2 separate regions of the Mus musculus genome follow, and region 1 is linked to region 2. Evidence: chromatin contacts called from ENCODE Hi-C or POLR2A ChIA-PET data. All regions are on one chromosome and are shown on one strand. The core of a region is the stretch at or near the end of the contact, and the rest is flanking DNA. Distances in the headings are between cores, read along the strand shown. Region 1 overlaps Plpp1 (phospholipid phosphatase 1). Region 2 holds the start of Plpp1 (phospholipid phosphatase 1).

Region 1 (4,643 bases), core at 646-3,145, 40 kb before region 2:
ACAGCAGACAGCAGACAGTAGACTAGATATCTGCTGTGGAGGGGAGAAGTCAAGCTAAATAGAATCTGACACACAAGTTCTATTAAAGCCGTGAGACCACGAAGGGAATGGGACAGAGGAGAAACGAGTCCAGTGATCCTGAGGACAGCAAAGGAAATCTTCACAGAAGAGAACGAAAAGGGGGCTGTGGTGCAAAAGCACAGGTGAGCTTGTGTGACTTTTGTTTGTTTGTGTCTTGAGGTTTTGTTTTTTCAAAGACAGTTTCTCTGTGTAGCCCTGGCTGTCCGGGAACCTGCTCTGTTGCCCAGGCAGATCTCCAGCTTGGTGATCCATCTGCCTCTGCCTCCCAGCTGCTGGGATTAAAAGCATGCACCACCACAGCCAGACCAAATAAATTCTTTTTATAAAGAAAGAAAAAAGGGATGGGGGCATGCATAGATCTGGTAAGATGGAACTAAACCTGGAAAAATAAAGGAAAAACCCAGGGAGTGTATTTCAAAATTCTAGAACAGCAACTTTAGAAAGATTGTAGAGTATCCAATCAATACGAAATTTAATTCTATGTCTATATACCTGTAATGAGTAATGAGAAACCAAGCTTTTTACTTACATAAATATCAAAAAAAAAAAATCTGCATTGACATACTTGAGCATTTCAAAACTCCCACACTCTACTAATAAAAATCAGTGAACCTGTCCGGGACTTCTGCTCCTCCTCCCAGGAGAGAGGAACTGTTCTCACCCTCACTATAGGAAAGCTATTAGTAAAAAGATCCCTCACCGCAACTCCCTACCTTGTAAGCAGACAGGCAGTGACCGAGCTCCTCCTCCAAAAGCAGGCTGCTTGCTCTAAGGCTATTCCCTGAGCTCATGCTAACTGCTCCTAAATCACAAACCGATACAAACGAACTGTTTTCTTTCTACGATTGACATTCCATTTCTTGTGATACTGGAAATGTGGGTCTGTAATACTGTAAAACTTGCCATTCTTAAGACCCAATAAATGCTAACACTTGACGATATGAATAGAAGCAGACTGGCGTGGAGTTGATGTTTGTTTAAAATTGTTAAAACATGGTGCCCCCAGGAATCTGGCCACCATTTACTACTAAGCAGTTGTGGGGCAAGTGCCACCAGACAGAAGAACTGGTGTGGTTGAGCAGGCTCAAACCCCAGGGAATCTCAGAACTGAGAATAGCAGGTGTGGAGCCAGTTCCCTGCCAAACTACCTGATCTGGGACACATACGACACTCAGCTGAGATGACTGCGACAATCGGCCACATAAATAGCATAAAAAACCTGAAGCTCTCCATGCTAATAAAGTATCTTGATAGGCCCCGGTGTTTAGCCAATAAGCTTCCCTTCCTGGGCATTCCTTCTTGCAAAGGGTAGTTAATTCTTGGTTCACCCTGAGTAAGCTGTATGAATTCACATCTGTCATTGAATAAAGCAGTTTAAACAAGCAATGGTGTCTCCTTCATCGAGTATTGTCTCAGGGGGAGGCCTTAGTCGTAAAGAGCTGTACCTAAATCTCCCTGAGAAGGCTGGGAAGCCTTCCAGCCCCTCTATTCCCTCCCTCCTCTCTCACTCAGAACCAAACCAGATTCTGTCCCCCTGCCGAGCTGTGCCATCCCCTTCTTACCTGGCAAACAGACACCTTCAGGGCAAACACGGACCCGAGGACCCCTATTCCCATTCTCAGCAGTACCCCAGCAGCATCTGGGCACACAGGAGACCCGGATCCACAGCATTCATCTCAGACTCCTCTGTTTCTCACCCTGGGAAACACGGACTGCGTTCTGCCTCCTCACAGCCCGGAAAGGCGCACATTCCAGAGAGCTCAATGTGCAACATACACGATCTGTAGGTCTGGAAAATGCTGACGCCTTTCATGATGGCTTGTGGGGACACTGTTCACACACAAAGAGCTGCAAAAGCACTAGGCTCCACATCTTCGCTTCTTAGGACTTAAGACAACCTGTCCTCTAGTCACAGAGGGTACGTTTACATAAGTGGGTTCGCATCGACTTTAGTCATAGCCCTTCTCAACAAAAAAAGGATTTGGAGATTTTTGGTTTGTTAAAGGAAAAAAATTATGGCTAAGGAAGATCATCAAACTGGCAGCAGCAAGTGCCTCCATCTGCTGAGCCTCCCCAGCCTGTCAAAGCTCTCAAAGCAGTCGACAGACACCCAAACTCAACTTGAAATCATCTCATGGCAAGCAAACATAAGAGAACAGGTGATAGGACCACCATGGACTTCACCCCGTTTGCTTCTCTGGTTGCTGTTTTGGTTACGAGGTGCTGCTGTGGACCCTGACTGAGAGTGTTGCTTAAGGCATGCAAGGCTTAATTATGTAATACTGACTACATTCAAGAGGCTTGCTTTCCAGAGCTTGAAATTTAGACTGTGAGAGAAGGAGAAAACCTTCACCACAGATGCTTCTACACACAACCTCTTGCCTTACTGCTCAGATATCCAAAAGGGTTTTTTGTTTGTTCTTTTTTTAGATTTATTTATTTATTATATGTAAGTACACTGTAGCTGTCCTCAGACACTCCAGAAGAGGGAGTCAGATCTCATTACGGATGGTTATGAACCACCATGCGGTTGCTGGGATTTGAACTCCTGACCTTCGGAAGAGCAGTCGGGTGCTCTTACCCACTGAGCCATCTCGCCAGCCCCCAAAAGGGTTTTAATGTATTACAAGTCTATTGTATAGCATTTGAACAGTAATGGCTTCTCTCAATTAAGTGCACTAAATATCCCACAAACTTTTTTTTTTCTTTCCAATTTTTGAGACAGTCTGGCTTTAAATTCACAGAAATCTACCTGTCTCTGCCTGTTGATTGCTGAAATTAAAGGCAGGTGCCACCATGCTTGGCTACACTTTTTTTTTTTTTTTTTTTTTTTTTTTTTAGATAAATGGCACAATATTATGGTCCTCTGGGGCAGGGGTTCAAATGTAAAAACATAAAACTATTGTTAAAAACTGAATTCCTAAATACCACCATGTTTTTCAAATAATAAGTTTTAAGAAATAAAGGTATGTCCAGTTACTAAGCTGTCAACTACTCCTCTTTCATAAGACCTGTAAGGTCCAGGGGCTATAGTTTAGAGGTAGAATGTTTGCCTAAGCAGCATGGAGCCTTTAACATAGGGTACACCAGGGCAATAAAAGAACCAATAGCTTGCAATGGAAATGAATATTATGGAAAGTCACTACCTAGGGCCAGTGAGATGGCCAAGTGGGTAAAGGCAGATGCTGCCAAGCCTGAAGCCTGCTCAAGCCCTGACCCAAGGTGAGAACCCACTCTCCCAAGTTGACCCCTGACCTCCGTGTGTATCTTAGCATATGCACACAGCACACGACGTAAATGTAATTTTAATTTTTATTAGCTAACACATCATGCAAAACTCTAAAACATATATTTGACATCTTATCAGGTAACCTTATCCCTAGAAATGAATAATACTGAAGATAATATTTTATAAAAATGCATATTATGTATCATTATGTATTATGTAACAAAACAACACTGATACTTTATCAAACTATCAACAAATTGAAAAATATATTTTAAGCCAGGTTTGCTGGCACACGCCTTTAATTCCAGCACTCAAGAGGCTGAGACAGGCAGATCTCCGTGAGTTTGAGGCCAGCCTGCTCTACACAATGACAGGACAGCTTGAGCTACACACACACACACACACACACACACACACACACACACACACATTTTGTGTGTGTATCTATTTGTGGGTAGTATGGTAGGGATAGTACCCAGGACTTTCCATGAGCCAGGCAGGTACCCTACCAGGTTTTAAGCCTCACTTAATTTTTTATAGCACATTTAAGTTAATTAAAAACTGAACAGAGAGTAAATGCTCCCATGCACACCCTCTCTTATCATCACCCGTCCTGGTTCTCTTATCACCACCTTACACTGGTGCAGCACATCTGCTATAACTGAAGAAGCAGTGTTAGTTAATACGCCAGGAGTAAATAAAGCCCAGGCCTCTTCCCTTTAGGGCTTGTTCTTCATGCTATGGTTCTCTGTGCACTGACCCATCATGGGGCCATGCGCCCCCGTCATAGTATCATACAGTATCATACTACTGTCCTGAAACCCTCTGCTGTAGGTGTTCCTTACATCCTTGCTCATCCCACCTATCTTTGTAATAGCTCTATAGGCTTGCATTTCCATATCATATCATATCATATCATATCATATCATATCATATCATACTTGATCCATAAAATACACAGCCTTTTCAGACTGGTTTCCTGTTCTTAGCAATATGCACGGAGGGTTCTTTCATGCATGGGTTTTCATGGCTGGATGACATATTTCCTTGGATTCTGTTGCTTTGTTCTTGCAACCCAGAGGACACAACCCAGGGCCTTGCCCAGGCCCACAGCTAGCACTGAGCTATATAACTTGTTTCTAATGTCACCAGATATGAATATTTCATGCATGGCATTTGTTAATACCACAGTTCATTTTCCCATTCAGCTACTTAAAAACTGTGCTATCTTGTTTGTTTTAAGTTTGGACAATTATGAATAAAAGTACTATAGACATGAGTGTATGGCTTGCTTTGTTTTATTTCTATGTGAACAGAAGTTTTCCATCATCTG
Region 2 (4,758 bases), core at 933-3,432:
CACATCCTAATGGATGTCCTAAGACTGAATCCCGCAGAGTGAATTCCTCAATGAAAGGTGGCGCGGGGGGGGGGGGGGGGGGGGGTCCTTCCAAATAAAGAAGTTTCTTTAAAAAAAAAAAAAAAGGAACTCTTTAAGAAAATGCATTTAAACCGGGCGTGGTGGCACACGCCTTTAATCCCAGCCCTCGGGAGGCAGAGGCAGGCGGATTTCTGAGTTTGAGGCCAGCCTGGTCTACAAAGTGAGTTCCAGGACAGCCAGGGCTATACAGAGTAACCCTGTCTCAAAAAAGAAAGAAAGAAAGAAAGAAAGAAAGAAAGAAAGAAAGAAAGAAAGAAAGAAAGAAAGAAAGAAAGGAAGGAAGGAAGGAAGGAAGGAAGGAGAGAGAGAGAGAGAGAGAGAGAGAGAGAGAGAGAGAGAGAGAGAGAAAATGCATTTAAAAAAAACAGGTACTAAAATTTTAACAATTTTATAAGATTATAGGCACCTAAATGGTCAGGCTGGAAGCAAGAGAGAGGAATAGTCTAGAACAGCGAGATTAAGTTAAAGCCTGGGGAAATTTCCTATCTCTGAGGAACCATTATGCTGATTTGTATCTAGGATGCAAAAGCCACTAGTTCAGTCGCCTTGAAAACTCGCCAGGACTATGTCAGTTACTTAAACCAGAGTCCCACCACCCAAACTTCCAACAGCTTACAACTAGGTAAATTGCCTGACCCAATGGTCTACAAGTGACAGACACGATACAGGAAAAAAAAGAAGAAAAAAGAAAAAGAAAAAAAGTGAAAGCTACCCCTTCCATGCCTATCCCTTGACAAGATGACTCTAGTTTTGGAGGTTTGGGAAGTTTTGTTTTTGTTTCTCCTGAAGGAGAAACAAAACAAAACAAAAAAAAACATCTGGAGACGAAAGACCCCAGAATTGAAGTCTTCCACCAGGGAAATAACCTTAACTTTGCTGTAGCTAAAGAAATTAAAGAAGCTAAAGGCGCTCCGTGCCAGGCTGTCACAGGAGACAGGCACACCAAGGCAAGGGCTGCGCTATAAGCCAATAGCAGGACTTCTACGGGATGGGATGGGGAAAAGCAAGCTTCTTCAGACCTCATCAGGCAGAAACCTGGCCATCTCCATCGCTCCTGCAACCTGACAATTTACAACCTGACGACGCCTTCTAATTAGGAACGTTCTAAACCTTTTATAGACGAAGAAAACTTTCAAGTGCTTCTCACCAAGTTATGATAAGCTGGGCACTGAAGCCTGCCTGCCTGCCTGCCTGCCTGTTCCCAGGGAGGGAAAAGTCCGAGTGTACCGAACCTCCAGCTTCGCTGCAGAACCTGATGAGCCAGAGACCAGGATTCTCTGCACGGTGCAGAGGGAGGAGCCCACCCTGCCTGTTAGAGTGGGCCGGGAAACAGAGGGTAACAGCACAGGCGAGAACAGAGGCCAAGCAGGGCTAGACTCAGCGCACCGGCAGACAGGCAGGGAGAGCCCACGCTGGAGCCAGAGTGTTGGATGCAGAAGCGGGGATCACCCCCACCCCCACCCAGCCCCGGCCCCCCGAGCTGCGCAAACGGCTCCCCACAACTCTCTCCGCAGCCACCGGCGCACGCGCGCGCGCGCACGCCGGGCACACCCACCCCACACCGGTGCGCGGCTCCGCCTGGAAGACCCCCGGGCCGCGGCGCCTACGTACCCAGCAACACGCAAATCACATCGAGGGCCACGTACGGCAGCCGCGTCTTGTCGAACATGGTCACCGGCTGGATGGTGTCACCACCTGGTGCGAGTGGCGGGAGGAACAGACCGCGGCGGTCCAGATACCCAATTCCCAGAGCCCCGCCCTCGGGATGGCGGCCGCCCCAAGCGACTGCGAGCCTCTTAGACTGACGGGAGCAGGGACCAGGGCAGTTTGGATTGGGCCGCCCTGCCACCGAGGGCAATCGTGTCCCGGACTTTTCCCTTCACGGACCCGGTACTGGGCCAGTGGCCGCCGATCTGTCGCCTCAGGCGCCTGCTCTCTCAGTGCTGGCTCGTCGCGGCCAATCGCCCTCCGCTGCCCTGTGCCCTCTCCAACAGGCCGGGCGAGCTCTAAGGATGAGGACTGGAGGAACACCGCTCCTCCCGCCCCAGGCGCGCCGCTCCGGCCAGTGCGCGGTCTCGCCGGCTGCAGCGCGCGGGGACGAAACCCAGGCCAGCGCAGACAGCCAATCAGCGCCATCGGCCCCGCCCCGCCGACTTGCGGAGCCCGCCCCGAATCTGGAAGCTGGTTAACGGGGCGGGGCCAATTGCAGGGATTGGGAGTCCTCTCTTTAGTCCATTCAGCCCTTTAGTGCTAGGCGATGCTTCCTTTAAAGGAGAGCCAGACCCCGATACACCATTCCATAGCTCCTGCTGCCCGCCATCCTTCTCCTCCCATGGGCTCTCCCTCCAAACTGTTTAAATGAGTTACCTCTAAGCCCCTTTCTGTGAGGGGCCTGCACCTTGGCCTTCCTGTTGGTCGTAGCTGAGCTTCATTCTAGCAAGAATCCTTCTTGCCCTCTGGTCATTCTTGATATTCTAATACTTAATATCTGAACCCTCCCGCCTTTGGTGTACGTAAATCCGCAGTCTACCCTTAGCAAGAATACCCCTGCCATTAATGTCTTCTTAGTCATGTTCTGTTCACTGACTTCGAATCTCCAGCTCAGTTTCCGCTAACTGCAAGTCATGTCTCCTACTGCAATAGACTTCGTTGGGACTTCACTTGGGAGGAGTTTGGAGACTTGTTCAATGGTAGAGCTCTGGCTTTAGCACGGAGGGGCCTTATTTTTGATCAGTAGCGCAGCTTCAGCCATGCTCACACAAACAATAGAGTTAACTATGTCTTAAGAAATATCAATGATTCAATAGTGGCAGTCCCCGTACCCATTCCCAGGAGGCCTCCAGAACACATTTAGTAATCTCAGTTTCCAAATGTGTAAAAAGAGGATCTCAATGATCCCCGCTGTCTATTCTAATTAAGAGGAAGTGGTGAGACTCAGAGAAGATAATGTGACAATTGCTTTATAAAGAGTTAAACCACCACTACCAATCTTAACAATACATGGTTTCCTCCTTGCTCAAGACTTTTTTTTTTTTTTTTTTTTTGACAGAGACTCCTTTAGCCCAGGCAGGCCTCACATTCGGCTGTGTAGCCGAAAATGGTCTTAACTCCTGCATCTACCTCCCAAGGCGTTACAGGCATGAGCCAGCACCCCTGGGGTTTTTCTTCTTATAGGAAGATGTAAAATACAAATCACAGAATGTGCCTTCTGTTTTCTCAGGTATTTCCTGCCAAGCATCCCAAAAGACCAGTGAGTGGAAAGATGCTACTTCCCAAGGGGAGTCAGATGTGTTTCCAAGTGCAACTATAAGCCATAAAAATGTGTATTTGTAAAAGTATATTCTTATTTTAAAGATATATGGATTTTTAAATTTCAACTTATTTTAATTGTTTCTAAAAGCTCTCAACAATTTACACGCAAAAAGATGTGGCATTATTATTTATTATTATTATTATTATTATTATTATTATTATTATTATTATTTCGTTGTTTTCCTTACCTCCAGAGTTACAAGAGTCCTAGGTAGCATGGTCATTGTTGTATGCCAGCCCCGCGGCCTACTTGAACCGGGTACACCTGGAAGGCAGGCTGGGGCTGAAAAAGACTTAGACGGCGAGAGAAATAATGAAGCCAAAACGATTCCCTGTTCAAGTCTCGCCAGTTTACTAAGAGAGTGTGCTTATAAGGGGAAGGCCCATCCCCCGCCCAGTCCATTCTTGGTGTCTGGAGCCAGCCTGTAGGCGACATGCAGGATAGGATGTTCCTCCTGAATATCTCAGGGCCCTCTCAGCAGGTAGCAGTGTCTTGGAGGAGACCAGTGGCAATTGACAGAACAATAGAGCCATCTAGGTCGAAAGGCTCCACCCTAGGTAATCTCCGTAGTGGCAGCAAGGTCAAAGTCTGGATCAGCCTGCTTCGAGGCTGGGGGAGGCTACAGGTCATAATACATTTAGATGACTATTTTTTTTAAACTTTTATCAAGCACATACTATGTGCCAGGTATAGTCTAGGCAAGATGGCTTCCCTAAACAGCTTTGAGATGAAGATGTTGGACACGGTGGTATCCACCTGTAGTTCTAACACTGAAGACCGGAAGCGAGAGAATCAGGAATTCCGGGACAACTGCCCATACATGGAAGTTTTTTAGTTCCGCTGATGGGAAATCTCCTTTCAGATAGCTACCATCCTAGTTTGGTTTCTGTTGCTGTATAAAGACCATGAACAGAAGCAACTTGGGGGGCGAAGGGGTTTATTTAAGTTTATAGTTGTAATCTCTCATGAGGGGAAGTCAGGGCAGGAATTAAAGGCAGGAATCTCGAGGTAGGAATCAAGGCTGAGACAGTGGAGAAACTGTTTACTGGCCTGCTCCCCATGGCCTGCTCCCCAGCTTTCTAATACCACCCAGGACCAGCACCACCCACAGTGAGTAGGACCCTCCCAAATCAATCATGAATCAGGAAAATGCCCTACAGACTCTATAGGTCAGTCTGATGAAGGCAGTTCCTTAATCTAGATTCCCTCCTCCCAGATTACTGTAGCTTGTGTCAAATTGAAAACAACAACAACAACAAATGAACTCTGGCCTGGCGTGGTGGCGCATGCCTTTAATCCCAGAACTGGAGAGGCAGAGGCAGGAGGATTTCTGAGTTCGAGGCCAGCCTGGTCTACAAAGTGAG

The links. A loop is a pair of places that touch in the nucleus more often than their neighbours do. ChIA-PET counts read pairs that join two places held with the same protein, here RNA polymerase II (POLR2A).
Region 1: a map of left cerebral cortex shows a loop between it and region 2 (4-fold over the local background). The contact joins the enhancer-like site here to the promoter of Plpp1 in region 2. A Hi-C loop is called at or near these places in 5 of 37 maps with a recorded cell type or tissue (gastrocnemius, heart and left cerebral cortex). POLR2A ChIA-PET finds 5 or more read pairs at or near these places in 3 of 5 experiments (Patski and embryonic stem cell).

What each region holds. Positions count from the first base shown.
Region 1 is chr13:112,838,066-112,842,708 of GRCm38, reverse strand. All of the region lies in intron 1 of Plpp1 (phospholipid phosphatase 1), which reads right to left. Among named protein-coding and RNA genes, the nearest start is that of Plpp1, 40 kb to the right of the region's middle. Within about 2 kb of position 1,895, at least 1 of the 3 ENCODE cell types and tissues checked has a DNase peak (open chromatin) inside an H3K27ac peak, as active enhancers do; it is left cerebral cortex, where a contact is called at or near this core.
Region 2 is chr13:112,798,201-112,802,958 of GRCm38, reverse strand. It overlaps Plpp1 (phospholipid phosphatase 1), which reads right to left and starts at 2,182. Exons shown (of 6, transcript NM_008903.2): 1 at 1,693-2,182. The coding sequence starts at 1,750. It overlaps Gm41067 (a long non-coding RNA gene), which reads right to left. Exons shown (of 3, transcript XR_873969.2): 3 at 3,588-3,686.